Linked DNA regions of Mus musculus: region 1 is linked to region 2. The links are chromatin loops, found by intact Hi-C in ENCODE. Cell type or tissue: heart. All regions are shown on one strand. Region 1 holds the start of Gm52680 (a long non-coding RNA gene). Region 2 holds the start of LOC108168713 (a long non-coding RNA gene).

Region 1 (8,000 bases), 830 kb before region 2:
CTCTGTTCTGGGGTACAGATAGGGAGGGTGTGTGGGGGCATCTCAGGGTTGCCTCTGAGGAGTGTTTGGCATGGAGATGTGAGGGTGGGTGAGGGGCACATAGTGGAATCAGTATGAGTCTGCATGCATCTGAGAAGGTGAGGGTGTTCACGCAGGTGTGACTCACGGTCAGCCTGACAGTGTGCCAGGGCTTCATGTGCACGGTCATTTACCCTCATGGGACCCCGTTCAGAGCACGTGATTAGTCATGCTAGCAAAACAACTGAAGAGAGGAGTCAATTTGGCTTACGGTTTTAGAGGTTTCAGTCCAGGGATGCTTCAACCTATGCATGCAGACAGAGCATCAGGGTGGCGAGGACGTGCTGGGGCTGGGTGGTGACTTACCTCAGGGTAAGTGGAAAACAGAGAGAGAATGCCTGGGTTCAAGCCGGCTAGCTTTCTCCTTCCCTGACTCCATTCCATCTGTACCTTCAGCCCATGGGATGATGCCCCCATGCTTATAACAGGTCTTCCACTCTTAGGTGGTCCTCTCTGGACACACCATTGTTCACATGCCCAGAGGTGTGCTTTGCCAGTCTCCTAGGTGTTTCTCAATTTAGTCAAGCTGCCGGCCATGTTAGCTGTCTTAACCTGCAAAACCTCTGCTGTGTATGTGTGTCCACATGTATGCGTATGCTGGAGTACAGACGGAGTGTGTGTGGGGGGTCATTTTGGGGTTGCCTTTGTGGTATGTTCGTCAAGGAGATGGAGGGTGGGTGTGGCTCTTTTGGAAGTCTGGAGCTCCTCTGGCCTTGGGTATCCTCCTTTAGTGGGGACTGGTGGCTGTTCCATGTAGGTGGTGCCCTGGGCAGTCCTCCATCTTCCTACCCTACCCTTTAACTTCTCTTCCTTACCTGCTGGGTCTCTCCATATTTACCACAACAGCCTGCCTGGAGCTGACTCTCAGACCCCTGCAATGTTATGTTATTTTCTGAAGCCTCCGGGTCCTTGTGTGGCATCATCTTGAGGGATCCTGTGAGGTGGACTGGCCAAGCTAGATGGAAACAGGGAGATGGGACATGGTGGGCAGGTGACCCTGGCATGTCCCCTCATCTCTTTGAGGCTCCTTTTTCTTAGATATCATTCCAGCTCGAGGCTAATATGAGTTACCTTCGACATCTCCAGGGAGCACTTGAGGCTGGAGGAGGCTTGACACAAGCCTAGAGGGACCTGGGCTGGTGTTTGTAGCAATTTTGTGACAGGTAGTAAGCTGACTCCATGCACCTGGTATTGGATGGAACGTCAAGGGCTTTCCTGCTTCCCAGAGCATAGGTTGGCAGGCAGGGTGTCACAGGTGGGCATCACAGGTGGGCAACACAGATGGGTGTCACAGGTGGGCATCACAGGTGGGTGTCACAGGTGGGTGTCACAGGTGGGCGTCACAGGTGGGCGTCACAGATGGGTGTCACAGATGGGTGTCACAGGTGGGTATTACAAGTGGGTGTCACAGGAGGGTGTCACAGGTGGGCATCACAGGTGGGAGACACAGATGGGCATCACAGGTGGGAGTCACGGGTGGGCATCACAGGTAGGTGTCACAGAAGGATGTCACAGGTGAGCATCACAGACGGAGCTAGCTGTAAGGGAAATATTTAAACACACCAGACCCCACACAGTTCACTCTGGCCTAGTCCCACAGTGGACTGGAGGAGCCCACAGCGGAAGCCCACCGAACTGTGGTGGTCAAGAGTGGAGACATAAGTAGAGCATGAGGGCCCTATGGGACACAGTGGCTCCAGTTTGTGGACAGAGGGCTGCCTTAGGGTTTCCAGGGCTCTAGACAGCACTAGGATATGCTTGTTTGCTTAGTGAGATAGTCTCTTTCCTGCTGTGGATAGATGGTTCTGGGAGGCTAGGTTCCTTAGTAGCAGCACAGGGCCTCTCATCTGAGCACCACAAATGTGGCCTGGCCCTTGTCATCCTTTACCCAGGGAAGAGCCATTGTTTCCGTGTTCCAGGTTTTGCTTCGCACATACGAGGGCTCATTGATGAGGTTCAGTGCATAGGGTTGATTCTTACAGTGCAGGGCTACAGGTGGTGTTAGCAATAACAATGGCACTCGTTAGCTACGTGCCATTTCTGTCCACACCCTGGGTCACTCCCATCTTGCAGAGGAGGAAACTGAGGCCCCGGAGCATCTGTGGCTTGCTGGTCTAGAAAGAGGCAGAGTTAAAGCCCCCGACCTTTACCACCTGAAGGCTCTCTTTGGTCACCTGCAATCTCTCCTCCCTGTCCAGCGTCTACCAGGTGGTTGTGGAGGAAGAGCGGCCACGGCGCTTGCGGCGGGAGCCCGGAGCTCAGGACTGCTTCTCGGTACCTCTGACCTTTGAGACGGCCCTGGCTCGCGGCCTGGTGCACTACTTTGGGGCTGAACTGGCTGCCAGCAGCCTGCTTGAGGCCATGCCCTTCACCGTGGGTGACAACCAGACCTATCGTGGCTTCTGGAACCCACCGCTTGAGCCCAGAAAGGCCTATCTCATCTATTTCCAGGCAGCAAGCCACCTGAAAGGGGTGAGGGGCCGGCTGGGTCCTGGTGGTGTAGGCTGGCATAGTGGGTGGTAGGGTGGGGAGCCTTTGGGGAGACCTGTCACTGAGGCCTGAAACCTGATCCTAGACCTCTCTGTAGGCTAACCCCCTTCCATTGAGCCTTACCCTCCTGGTCCGAGGTCTTCCCACAGACGCCCCAACACTCCTGCTGTCCAGGCCCCCTTGCTTGCCTTCTTTCAGATGCTGAAGAAGCCCGCCTCCAGAGATCCAGGCCCCACCCCCACCCCAGGCCCCACCCCACCCAGGCCCCACCTCCAGAGGACCAGGCCCCACCTCCATCCCAGGCCCCACCCCACCCCAGGCCCCATCTCCCGAGGTTCAGGCCCCACCTCCATTCCAGGCCCCATCCCCACCCCAGGCCCCACCCCACCCAGGCCCCACCTCCAGAGGACCAGGCTCCCTCCCCCACCCCCCCTGACTCTCCCCTCCTCCCTGAGCTCTGCCCTCTTCTTTTGGCTTCTGGCTCTTCAGTGCCCCAGCCCTGGCTTCTCTCACTGTTCAGCAGAGCCCTGGATCTAGTTCCTGTCCTCGTGTCTGAGACCCCACCCCACTTTCCGATGCTGTGTTTGTGTCCTCTGATCTCACTGGGCTTAAGGCACAGCTCTGTGGAGTGTCCTTAGTTAACACTTTGCAGCTGACACATGAGCCCTTACTAGCTCAGTCCAAGCGTTTCTGTTCCGTGGCGTGTGCGTTTGGCTTTTGTGTCTCTGAGCCCCTTTATCTGTACTTCCAGGAAACCCGACTGAACTGCATCCGAATTGCCAGGAAAGGTGAGTCCACTAGGTAGCTTCAGCCCTGCCCAGGCCCGGCCTCTCATTCTTGCAGCTCCCGGGGACCCAGGGCTAAGGGAGCAGACAGGACTACGGGAGCATAAAGCTGCGATTGACTGTGGTCAGAAAGGGTTTCCCCTTCTGGCCCACTTCAACGGCTTCTCGTAAGCGGGACATCAGGCCACCTCTTCCACCTTTTACACTTCCCATAGTGATGGAAGGGACTCTGACAGAGACAGGGACCAGTCTGTGGAGAGAAAGCCATTGAGCTTGTGTCTTGAGGGTGATGGTGACTGGTCCCTGGTTCTGGGGAGAGACCGATGGGGATAGACAGGGAGACTGTGATGTGAGTCCCTCTTCTTGACACGGGATGTGGTTGGTTACATCTTAGGATGTATCATCTGTGACACAGATACTTTATCCATTCCATCACCTGGCAGGTGGGCAAGAGGGTAGTTCCGAAGGCCCAGGGTGCCCCCAGTTCTCGAGAGATCCTGGGGGAAGCCTTAAGAAGGCTGAGCTAGAATATGGAGGCGGGGCTATTGGCTGAGAGGCGGGGTTAGGAGACCTATCTCTGGTTGAACAGTGGAGCAGTGCCTAGATGCAGAGCTGGGCCTCTGCGCATGCGTGTTTATGCAACCTGTTTGGGGCCTCGATACTCAAATCCCGGCCTGGGTGGCCTTTGCCCCTTTGCTTCTCTGTCCTCTTTGTTCTCCCCAGCTGCGTGCAAGGAGAGCAAGCGACCCCTCGAAGTGTCCCAGAGATCGGAGGAGATGGGGCTCATCCTGGGCATCTGTGCAGGTGGTCTTGCCGTCCTCATTCTCCTCCTGGGGGCCATCATTGTCATCATCCGCAAAGGGTGAGTGGGGCCAGTGCCCTGACCCACCGGGGGGGGGGCCTCTACTCCTGGAAAGCCTGCTGGGTACAGAGGAGCGATGGCTGGGGTTGGTAGAGCAGCTCGTCTGGTGGCAAAGTATGTGGAGGGTTGCCAGCCTGGGCATTGGGCCTGTGGATTAACACACACTGGGCAGTGGGAGTCAGAGACTCAGCCATTGTCGTGGCTGGAGCACCGGTCTGGCTGGTGCCAGGTACTACTATCCAGGAATGAATGTTCTGCTTGGTGCCAAGGAGCTGTGTTGGAAGCAGGCACTGCTGTCGCTTTGCCTAAGGGGCTGTTCCAATAGGAAGGGATGGAGACTTCCCTGACTATGACTTGGCCCTCTAGCCAGGGTATCTGCCCTGACTGATTGCAGGCCCAGAGCCCCCTGAGTGAGAGAGCTGCCAGGGGGTTGAAGAACATCTGGTCTAGTGTTTAGAATGGTGTTAAAGCAACAGAGCATGGCAAAGCTGATAATCTCCCTCGCTATATAGAGTGCTTCCCTAGCACGCATGAAGCCCCAGGTTCAGTCCCCGGCTTGGGATAAACCAGAAATGATGTCACACACGTGACATTTCAGAGATGGATGGAAGAAGGATCAAAAAGTTCAAGGCCATCTTTGTCATCCCTGCTGTACACTGGGTTGCCTGGGCTACAAGAGATCTTGTTTCAAAACAAGACAAAAATCTCAAAGAAACAAAACAAAAATTATACCCCCTTCCCCGTAGCACGGGAGCACAGGGCATTACGCAGAGTTGGAGGCAGGGTGGGAACCCCTAAGACCCCTCTGCCTGCAGCCACAACTAACAACCTCATTCTCACCAGGCGTGCCCAGACCATGGTGGCTCATGCACCTTAATTGAGCCCTAGAGGTGTCAGTGGACCTGTCCAAGGTCACCCTAGGAGCCAGAGGCAGAGCCAGCCTCCTCCTTCCCCATCTGGACTCTGGCTTCTGTAGCCCCTGCTGCTGCCAGGCTGGGCACACACAGGCCGGTTGGCAGAGCTCACGGGGCTGCCAGGAGTAGATAAGTAGAATCTGGGGAGTGGGGAGAAAAAGCTGGCGAGGGCCATCAGCCACGGAGGTAAGGTGTGCCCGTGGAATGGAGACTGTGTGTGTGGGATGGCCTATCCTGGGCTAGGGCTCAGATTTTTCTTTTTCATCTGAAGTCCCAGAAGAGTGTCTTGAGACACAGTATTTTTAATAACCACTTAATGAGGAATGACTGTGTGCCAGGAGCGATAGCTACTGAGTACCCAGAATGTGCCAGACGAGGTTCTGGCACTTGGGATCTATCCTAGAACATTTCCTTCTTGGATCCTGACAAACAGCGGGTCTGCCTCCCTTCTCACCGACGGAGAAGCTGTAATTAAAGCGAGTTGCCTGTGTCACTAAGGTAAAGTGGTAGGGCTTGCTCTGGACTCAGGCCTCGCTACAAATGGGAAGGCCCCCACTGGAGGCTCCCTGCCAATGGCAGATCTCTGCAGTCGTGCCCAGCAGAGGCCCAAGAGGGCCCTCTAAGTAGGGTGCAGGTGTAGAAGGCTACAAGGGGGCTGCTGGAGTGTGTTTTAGTTCCTAGGGCTCTCCCCTGTGGGGAGAGAATGGGTTATGCGGTATATCATCCTTTCTCCTTGCAAACAGAGCCTCTGGCCAGGACAGGGTGGGGGTCACAGATGTAGTCAGGGTGTCACTAGTCAGGGTGTCACTAGGAGACAGCTCCATTAGACAGTCACTAACTCACATGTCAGCACTGTCCAGGCTGTCTCTGACACCCCTCAGACCCTTTTCTTCTTCAGTACTGTGCTTTGCTCTTTCCACTGTGTCCAGTCACTGTGTCCCCCGCTCCTGCCCTTGGGGAGCCAGCACACTCCTCAGGGCTCCCCCAGTTTGCATTTTGGGGTGGCTTGGAACAGAGCAGGATCTGAAGAGGTTCCAGAACAGCCCGTGTTGCAAACGTAGTGGACAGAAGAGGGGGGCATGGTGGCAACCCCTGGGCTTGATGGAGCCTTGGGAGGGAGTTCCTGGGCCAGGGTCCTGAGACAAGTATTCTGAGACGGGGGGACTCTGGCTTTTGCCATGACAACCTGTGACTTAGTGTCCTCATCTGTGAAATGGGATTTTTTTTTTCAGTGCTGGAGAGTAAGCTCTGAGCCTTGAGCACACTAGGCAAGTGTTTTACCAATCAACAACAGTCTTCCTTCAATGAGAAGCTTTTCATACATGCCTTGGGTGGCCAGTGAGAGGGTGGCCTAGTTCCTTAATGAGCCCCATAGACAGGGTCAGTCAAGGTGGGAAGAGTGAGCCCTAGGCTTACCTAGGTGTCCTGCTGGGGCCTCTATACCCTGCTGGGGCTTCTTTACCCTGCCTCTCCTTGTCCTTAGCTAGTCTCCTTCCTAGGCTGGGGTGTATGCTTGGGGCTGACTGCTCAGGAATTGTGGAGGCTGCAGAGAAGAGTCTGAGGGTAGGGGCTGTCTGTGAAGCAGACATGGATGAGAGAAAGTACCTTTGAGTGTTTGAATATATGTGTGCCAGTGTGTTTCTGTATATGATTATATGTGAATCTCTCTTTGGAGTGTATCTGTTGATGTGAGTGTGCAATGTGTGTGCGCGCACATGTTTGTCTCTGCACATGCATTACGTGTATGCACAAAAGCATCCCTCAGACTCTTCACCTGCCTCTGCAGCACACTTAGGGAAGATTCTGGAAGATTCAGGCTTTTAGCCCAAGTATACAGTGACTACGTCTGGTCAGCCTTTAGATTGAGGATGGCCCCTTGACCTGTGTGGTCCCTTCCTCCTGGGAGGGAAGCCTAGTAACACTGCTGTTTCTCTTTGCACGCTGCCAGGAGGGACCGCTATGCCTACTCTTACTACCCGTGAGTAGTTCTGACCACCTGGGGCTCCGGGGCCTGCCCTCCCCACCACCATCTTCTTCTCTGGCTTTGTCAATGTCCCTTTCCATGGCTCACTCTCCCTCCTGGCAGTGCTCCTCTGCCACAGCACTGACTCTGGAGGGAGCTGGTGCTGCAATCCTCCCCAGCTACCCTGCAGCTTGCTGCACCTTCCTGGGCTTCTCTGACCCCTCTCCACCAAGGTTCACCCCACCCCCAGCTTCCTGTACCTGTCCCCCACCCTGCTGGTTCCCAGCCCCAGCCCCCAGCTTTCCTCCCTTCACTCCGAGGAATTGCTGACATGGCTGCTTTCCCTCCTGTGATTTGGTGCAGATAATTTTTGAACCTAAATTCAGAACTTTCGAGTGTGTGCATTAAATTCTGTCTGCCTCCTCTCACACTGGGATCAGCCAGAGGCCAGTGGAGTCAGGTGTTCCCCCCCACCCCTCAGCCCCCGTGCTCTGTCTCCTGTGGACCTGATGGGTTTGATTTTGTAATTTTTCCAAGGAGGCTGACAGCCCCTGGCTTGGAATAGAGCCTTGTGGTGCACCACTGGAGACGGCCTTCTAGGCCAGTATCCGCTCACTGAAGGGTTCTCTTGGGTTTCACTGTTCAGCCAGCTTGGCAGGGTCTTCTCAGCATCCACATGGGCCCTAGGTCATTTCCATGTGGGCTTCTTGCCTTTTCAGCCATCGAGAGGCACAGCTGTGCCCTCTGTCTCTTACCTTCCCGAAGTGCCTGGAGTCACAGCCTGAGGTTTCCACCTATGCAGGGTCCCTAGCTCTCTCCTCCCCTCCTCTGCATTCATTTGCTGGCCAGGCAGGTGACAGGGTTTCACAACAGGTGTTCCCTGGGAGGCCCCTGTGCTTGCAGAGCAG
Region 2 (8,000 bases):
TCTGAATTGATTCCACAAATCCAGTACCAAAGGGATGTTTCTCGCATGTCTCCTGCTAAAAACCCCAAGAAAGGCTTGGATTGGCCCGTCCCAAGAGGAAGCCATCTGCTAATTGGCCAGTCCCCAGGTCACATGGCTATCACTGTGCTCTAAGAACTTTAGCAGTGGTGATTTGAGGAACTGTGATTGGCAGACTAAACGGCAAGGTTGTACCATTACCAGCTAAAGAGAGGGCTGGCCATCAGGTTCAAAACTGAGGCCACGTGATCCAGAGCCGATACGTGAGGCTTTTGAGGACCTGCCGTCTTCTGTAGGCCCTGCCCACCTACCCCACTATGACCACCCCAGACACGCTCAGAGACCCTCTTATGCGCTCCTGTTACACCACGTGCTTACCTTTGTCACAACCCTGGACAGCTGACACAGGTATGTATGTCCCTTGCCAGATATCAAGTGCTGCTGGCAGATACCTTCTTACCCACGGGCACAGAGGACACAGTGCCCGATGGTGGTTACATCCGTTACTGCGAACAGACACCTGACAGAAATGCCTTAAAGGCAGGAGGAGTTCCCTGGGCACATAGTCCCACAAGGTTCAGCCCACACCCTTCGGCTGCACTGGTGTAGCACGGCAGCAACAGCTTGTGAGGTTCAGCAAGGGCTGCTCACCTCCCCGCAGACAGGAAGGGGAGAGAGAGGGTGGGGTGGACCCGGTGTTACCTTTTTTAAGTTCCTCCAGCTAGGCCCTGCCCCCTGACAGTTCCACAACCTTCCAAAATGGTGCCATTAGCTGTGGACCTAGGGGAAGATTTCAGATCCAAGGAATCACAGGACTTTGGACAGTTTCTTCCACCTCCTCCCCCAGACTGGGCCAATTCAAACCACCAGTCAGCACAAACGGAAGAGAGAAGGAATAAGGGCGGGGTGCACCTCAGGCTCTGCTGACAATTCCACCAAAATGGCTGCAGGGTCAGGAAACATTGCCCGGAGTTGCAGTGTCACAAGGAGCTGGCCAAGGACAGGGCCATGGAGAGTGGCCCTTTAGATGTAAAGATCCTCTGCCATCCTGCAGCCTGCCTCCTGAAGCTGTCAGCCATCTGGGGCCACCGCCCGGGTCCTCGGCTTCCTGTGGCCTCCGACAACTGCTGTGTAGCGAAGCAATGTCTTCTGGGTACAGATGGCAGGGGAAAGTTCCATATGCACACGCAGGCACGCAGAAGACTCGGCCAGGACACGTGTGTGTGTGTGTGTGTGTGTGTGTGTGTGTGTGTGTGTGTGTGTGTATAAAAGAGAGAGAAGATATGATTATATCTGTGCATGGATGTGTGTGAAGATAACCGTGTGAGTAAATGTATATGTGTGAATGGATGAGTGTGTGTTTGTGTGTGTGTGTGTGAGTGTGTGTGTGTGAGTGTATAGACATGTGTGAGTGAGTATCGGTGGATGTGTATATAGATGCATGTGTGTGATTGTGTGTGCATGTGTGTGAGTGTGTGTAGGCGTGAATGTATGAGTATTGTGTGAGTGTATATGTATATATGTAAGTGCATGTATTTGACTGTGTGTGTACCAATGCGTGTGAGTGTGTATGTCTGTGTCTCTATTCGGATGCTCATAGGTGTGGGAGAGTGTGAGTGTGTTGTGTAGGTGTAGCTTTTTACAGGGGTGCTATGAATCCAAACATGGTCCTCACGTCTCATAGCAAGCACTCTTACCACCGAGGCATCTCTCCAGCCCTAGAACTTTCATGGGGAGGGGAAAAAAATGAAGGAATCTAAATATCTGTCAGTAGGAAAGTGATTAAAAGAAAAAGATACGCCGGGCCACCAAGCCTGGTGTAAGGCCTCGTTCTGTTTTTTAATAGGGTCCATGCTCCATATGTACTAACAGGGAGAGGTGTCTGAGCTGCTGCTGATGGGGGAAAGTGAGATGCACAAACATGCATATTGCATGATAGCTTTATGTTTTGTAAAACATCCATTAAAAATGCATGCGTCTGTCTGTGCGTCTGGAGAGGCATGGAAACGGTCCATGAGGGTCTCTCACAGCCCTGAAAGCAGCAGTTAGGTGGACAGGATTCAGATGTGGGGAGCCAGGCCAGGGAACTTGGGGGTTTTGTCTAAATTGTTTCACTCTGTTACAAAGAGAATAGATGCGCATAGCACTCGCATAATTGGAAAAGAGCCGAGGGGTGGATGGGGCGCTTGGCAGCCTTGCCAAGAATAGCGGGAGAACTCCCCAACAACCCAGGCGACCACCTGAAAGGAACCCGCTCAACAAACCCTGGTTCCTTTAACAAAAGGCTGCCTGGCAACTGCTGAGGGAGATGGGACAGATCCAAGTGGGAAAACGTTCTCAAAAGCTGCAAAATGATGCTCGAAGTACAAACTGTGGTTTTTAAAAGGAAGGCAAGTTATTCTACCCCGGCGGGGGTTGGGGGAGGGGAGAGAAATCCCTTCCAGACCTCTGTGGAGAGGGATCAAGAGACTGCGATGCAAAGACCAGGGTTAAGATCCAGTGGCCCCTTTACCCAGTCTTAAAAAGGACACCAGCAGGGACCTGGGAAGATGGCTTAGTCGGTAAAGCACTTACCACTCAAGCATGAAGACCTGAGTTCAAATCCCCAGCACCCACTTGAAAAGCCAAAGATGGCAGTACTGGGGAGGCTGAGGCAGGAGGACCCCTGGGACTCACTGAGCTCCAGATTCAGTGGGAGACCTCACCTCCGGCTTGGGGAAGAAGACATTTAAAATTCTCACATACTTCTTTATTGCTTGATTTTAACAGTGAATTCAGATCACTTTGTATGTGTGTGTGTGTGTGTGTGTGTGTGTGTAATGCTTTGGGAATGGAACCTCACCTATGACTGTTGCATACTCTATCTGTGAGCTACATCGCCAACCCTTTGAGTAACAGGATCCTACAAAGTTACCCAAGCTGGCCTTGAACTTACAATCCTCCTGCCTCAGCCTCCCAACTAGATGAGATTATAGGCCTGTGATGTCAGGACCCTCCCATTAATCCCACTTTTAAAAATCTAATAAAGGTCTGGGATTGTAGCTCAATGGTACAGCAGTTGTCTGGAACGTGTGAGGCCCCGGTTTGCATCCCAAGCACTGCAAACATCATCGGAAAACTGAGACTAGCCAACCTCCCTGTGCCTGTGGTGATCCATCCTGCCAGGCTCTCCCCTTGGCTCTGTCTTGGCATGCACGTCTGGGCTGTCCCTGGCTGTAGCCTCTGAGAGCACATGATGGCTGCCAGTTCCACCCTGACAACACTGCCTGCAATTCTAACACTGTGATTGTAAAGGAGCACAGATAAAATGAAACAGACTCTCTCCAAACACACCCCCTCCCTGCCAAGGGCCCAGGACCAGGGGGACCGAAGGAAGGTGGGTGACAAGCAGTCTCCTGTCTCCTGCCTGCACTCTGTGATTTAATATCATTTTGACATTTCTCCAGCTGAGTGGCAGCCAGGGCTCCAGTCGCATGAAATCAGGCAGATAAAAGCCAGAGCAGAGGGCGCTGAGACCTTGGCTCCCTGTCATTTTGTCACCGGCTCTCCCAGAGGCGAGCCGGCGCATTAAGCTGCCGAAGTCAATAATGAAATAGATCGGGAATGAAGGTGGAAAGAGATTGAGAACCCACAAAAATTTGCTATGTACTCGAGAGTCCCAGGGAGAAGGGCCACCACCGGGGTTCTGTGCAATTGTATAGGGGATACCCCGGACTGCTGGCAATGGAGTTGAGGGGTTCCATCCCATGAGCTGAACATCTTCTGTGCACACAGCCAGGATACCACCACAAACAAGCTAGGCAAGGCGAGAAGCCCCAGATAATCACCACGACTATCTTCATTTTCTTTTCCTGTTACTATGACAAAACACACTGACAAAGGCTACTCATGGAGGGGAGAGATTTTTGAGGTCACAGTTCAGGGAGCGGTCCCACCATGGGGAGGAAGTTAAGGCATGGGGGCCGGGGTGGGTGGGGAGGGGGAAGTGCCTGAAGCAGCTAGCCTCACAGGGCCCACTGCAATTCTAAGAGTACAAAAGATACACCCCTGGTCCTCAGCTTCCTCCATCCGTTCCTGCAGCTCCCTTCCCAGCCAGGGAATGGTGCCGCCCACAGTGGGCTGGTCCTCCCACCTCACTTACTCCAGTCTAGATAATCGGTATCTCCAAGGCCCTTTCCCTGGGTGATTCTAGGTTTTGTCAGGTTGACAATTAACCTTCATCATCCCAGTAATGAGTTTGTAGTCTAATAATGCTAAATATGTAATCATCTCTGTTTGCTTGTCTATTGAGGTCCTAAATCCTCAGCATTCTTTTTTTTTTTAATTTCATACACAAAAATACCTTCTGAAGGGCTGAAGAGATGGCTCAATGGTTAAGAGCACTTGTCACTCTTCCAGAGAACCCAGGTTCAATCCCCAGCACCCACATAGCAGCTCACAACCCTCTGTAATTCCAGTTCCAGGAAATCTGATGCCCTCTTCTGGCTTCTGTGGGTACTGCATACCCATGGTGCACAGGCAAACATACAAAGTACCCATGCACATAAAATAAATACTTTAAATATAAAAAGAAAAAAGACACTTTTTAATGCAAAAAAAGAAAAGAAAGAAAGAACGCTTTTGTAAATACAAAGCAAGGGAAAACACTTTTTAATACAAAAGGGAAAACACTTCATGTGTATAAAAAAAGATTAATACAAAAAAAGGAAAAAAAACACTTTTGTTAACACAAAAAAAGAAAAAACACTTTTTAAAATTTTTAAATAAAAAAGAAGCTCTGAAGTGATTCGAGGAAAATGTGAGGCTCTCAGGAGCTAAGACAGCTCCCACTGAGAAGCACTTAGTAACAGACAAAGCACTGGGCTTTGAACACAGACCTGCCTTGTGTGCACCCGTCTCTCTGTCTACACCGCACGCTAAGTGGGCAAAAGTCTCCCTCCTTCCCCAAACACCTGAGCCTCAAGTCCTGCTTGAACTTTGTGTAGCTATCCTTCAACCTCATGCAGCTAGCTGGATCCAGCCTTCTAGGGGCTGCTGCAACCGGTGAGATGCTGTGTTAATCTGCCCACTGAGAACTTGGAGCTGTGTGGAGCTGGGGGTTCAGCTGAGGACAGCAGAGCAGGTGCCCGCTCTCTGGGATAACCTTCTACAGGATTTGGACATTCCCAGAAAGTCAGGAAAAAACTAAGCCAGGGTTTTGGTTTTGGTTGGTTGGTTGGCTGGCTGGCTGGCTGGCTGGCTGGCTGGCTGGTTGGTTGGTTGGTTGGTTGGTTGGTTGGTTGGTTGGTTTGTTGGTTGGTTCGTTGGTTAGTTGGTTGGCTGGTTAGTTGACTGGCTGGTTGGTTGACTGGCTGGTTGATTGAGTGGCTGGTTGGTTGTTTGGTTGGTTGTTTGGTTGGTTGGCTGGTTGGTTGACTGGCTGGTTAGTTGACTGGCTGGCTGGTTGGTTGGTTGGTTGGTTGGTTAGTTGGTTGATTGGTTGATTGACTGGCTGGTTGGTTGGTTGGTTGGTTGGTTGACTGGCTGGCTAGTTGGTTGGTTGGTTGGTTGGTTGGTTGGTTGGTTGGTTGGCTAGTTGGCTGGTTGGCTGGTTGGCTAGTTGACTGATTGGATGACTGGCTGGCTGGTTGGTTGGTTGGTTGGTTGGCTGGCTGGCTGGCTGGCTGTTTGGTTAGTTGGTTGGCTGGTTGGTTGACTGGCTGGATGGATGGTTGGTTGGTTGGTTGGTTGGTTGGTTGGTTGGTTGGTTGATTGGTTGGTTGGTTGGTTGGCTGGTTGGCTGGTTGGCTAGTTGACTGATTGGCTGGCTGGCTGGCTGGCTGGCTGGTTAGTTGGTTGGTTGATTGGTTGGTTGGTTGGCTGGCTGGCTGTTTGGTTAGTTGGTTGGCTGGTTGACTGGCTGGCTGGCTGGCTGGTTGGTTGGTTGGTTGGTTGGTTGGTTAGCTGACTGGCTGGTTGATTCATTGTTTTGGGAAGCATTTTTGGTGGTTTGTTTTCTTTTTGTTTTGGGGGTCAGAGGTCAATCTCAGGTGTCCCTCCCAGGAGCCATTGATCTTGTTTTCTGAAACAGAATCTCTCACAGGGATCTGGAGCTTGCTGGATCAGCTAGGATGGCTAGCCAGTGACTACAGGGATCCTTTCTTCTCCACCCGCCCTGTGGTGAGATGACAAGAACTTGGCACCAATTTCACACAGATCCTGGAAATTAAACTTGGTCCCCGTGCTTGCACAAGAGCCACGTTCCCTGCCTGATGCTTACTCGTTTCTGTTTTAATTAGTTCGTTTTTTTATTATCGTACGTTAACTTTACGTAGTCATGGAGTAGTGTGACAGATCCCTATGCACATATAGCACACACTGATTGGATCTAGCTTCACACACACACACCCGCTCTCCCCCTCATCCCCTTCCCAACCTTCAGTGATCACCACCACTCTCTGTTGCTGTCCACTTCTCCCTATCTATGAGAACAAACACATCTGCTTGCCTGTCTGCAGTTGCTTCTTCCACCTGGCCTCAGCCACGTTGCCACCAATGAGAAGATCCCCATCTTTGCGGCTGAGTAATATTCCCTTTGTACATGCATACACATTCTCCTTCTTGTGGAGATGGGAACCTGGGCTAATTCTGATCTCGGCCATTTGTGCTCATTGCCGTCATGAACAGAGGCAGGGGTCTCCTTAGGTTGCTGGATTCCTTTGCCAATGCCACTCTCATGACAGCAGGTGGATTCCCAGAGAGAAGCTGATGTGTGACAATCACCTCCATCCCTGCCAGCCCCAGACCTCTGCTCCCTCCATCCCTGCAAAGTGACATTGACACAACACCTCACCTTGAAGAGTCCTAGGCATGCAAACCCACACTGAGTGACACAGCGCCAAGCTGCTGGGTTTTTTGCTCTATTTTACTTTATTTCTCTTCCCAACAAGCTGATTTGACACCGTGTCAATCAACTTGAACTCCAGGATGCAGCTTCTCCCTCCATGTCTCCCTCCTCCTGCCAAAGCACGGCTGCCCAGATAATCCTCTTGATCCCCACAAGTGACCCTGCTCTCCACCCAAGCCTGTGTTGGGCCCTCAACAGCATCTACTCCACTCCTCACCTAGAATCCTTGGTGAACAAGGACACCTGAACCCCCAAAACTTCCGATTTCTCACCACCGCCCACTCCTTCCTTCTGGAGGACACAGACTGCATCACCACAGGCAAGCCTCCGCCCCAGTCAAGGTCTCATTGTCCCCTCTGTACAGTGGGACCCAGAGGTTACTCTGCATCACTGAGAAGTCTCAGGGCCTGTGGCTTGCAGAATAGGACAGTCCTTCCCTGCGCTGCAAACCCGGAGTCAGCACATGGTAGGACCAGGCCTCATGGACTCTGAGCAATGACCTTCATCAGACCTGCCATTTACAGCCCAGGCTTAGCCCACCACCTTCCTGCCTCCCATGACTGCTTCTGTACCGTCCACACTCCAACCCCAGGACCACAACAACAGCAGGGACTGAGGGTTTCTGTCCAACTTGGGGCCAATATTCCAGCAGTCAAGTGGCCATCCTTATTTCTGGGAAAGATGTTATCACCACCTGAGAAGATGCAGTAAGACAGACCTGACATTAGGCAGGGACTGCTTGCTCTCTGGTAAAAGCTACCTGTCACTCCTGTCCTGGCTCTCTCCTCCCCTGACTCCCACAAGCCTCTGACACTCCCAAGCAACTAGCTGAAAAGCATGCCCACTGTCTGTCTGTCTGTCTGTCTGTCTGTCTCTTTCTCTCTCTCTCTCTCTCTCTCTCTCTCTGTGTGTGTGTGTGTGTGTGTGTGTGTGTGTGTGTGTGTGTCTATCTCTCTATCTCTGTCTCTTTCTCTCTGTCTCTGTCTCTCTGTCTCTCTCTGTGTCTGTATCTCTCTCTGTCTCTGTCAGTCTCTCTGTTTGTCTCTCTGTATCTCTCTCTGTCTCTGTCTGTCTATCTCTCTTTGTGTCTGTCTGT

Evidence for each region. Hi-C counts contacts between places; a loop is a spot of excess contacts. Peaks named below come from ENCODE experiments on the same cell type or tissue, not always from the same donor. Only the 100,000 strongest peaks of a DNase experiment are listed, where the experiment ranks them.
Region 1: a loop joins it to region 2, with 3 times the contacts of the local background. A loop is called at or near these places in 2 of 42 quality-filtered maps.

Annotation. Positions count from the first base shown.
Region 1 is chr4:131,794,068-131,802,067 of GRCm38, reverse strand. Ptpru (protein tyrosine phosphatase, receptor type, U) reads left to right here. Exons shown (of 31, transcript NM_001083119.2): 12 at 2,277-2,550; 13 at 3,320-3,356; 14 at 4,077-4,215; 15 at 7,078-7,107. Gm52680 (a long non-coding RNA gene) reads right to left here and starts at 2,797. Exons shown (of 4, transcript XR_003955123.1): 1 at 2,692-2,797; 2 at 1,150-1,616; 3 at 894-1,033. In heart, no CTCF peak of the experiment used is centred here; DNase peaks (open chromatin) are centred at 4,377, 5,197 and 5,595; H3K27ac peaks cover 700 bases; H3K27me3 peaks cover 1,437 bases.
Region 2 is chr4:130,967,984-130,975,983 of GRCm38, reverse strand. LOC108168713 (a long non-coding RNA gene) reads right to left here and starts at 767. Exons shown (of 5, transcript XR_003955121.1): 1 at 721-767; 2 at 397-551. In heart, a CTCF peak has its summit at 4,515 (motif pointing left); a DNase peak (open chromatin) is centred at 3,353; H3K27me3 peaks cover 348 bases.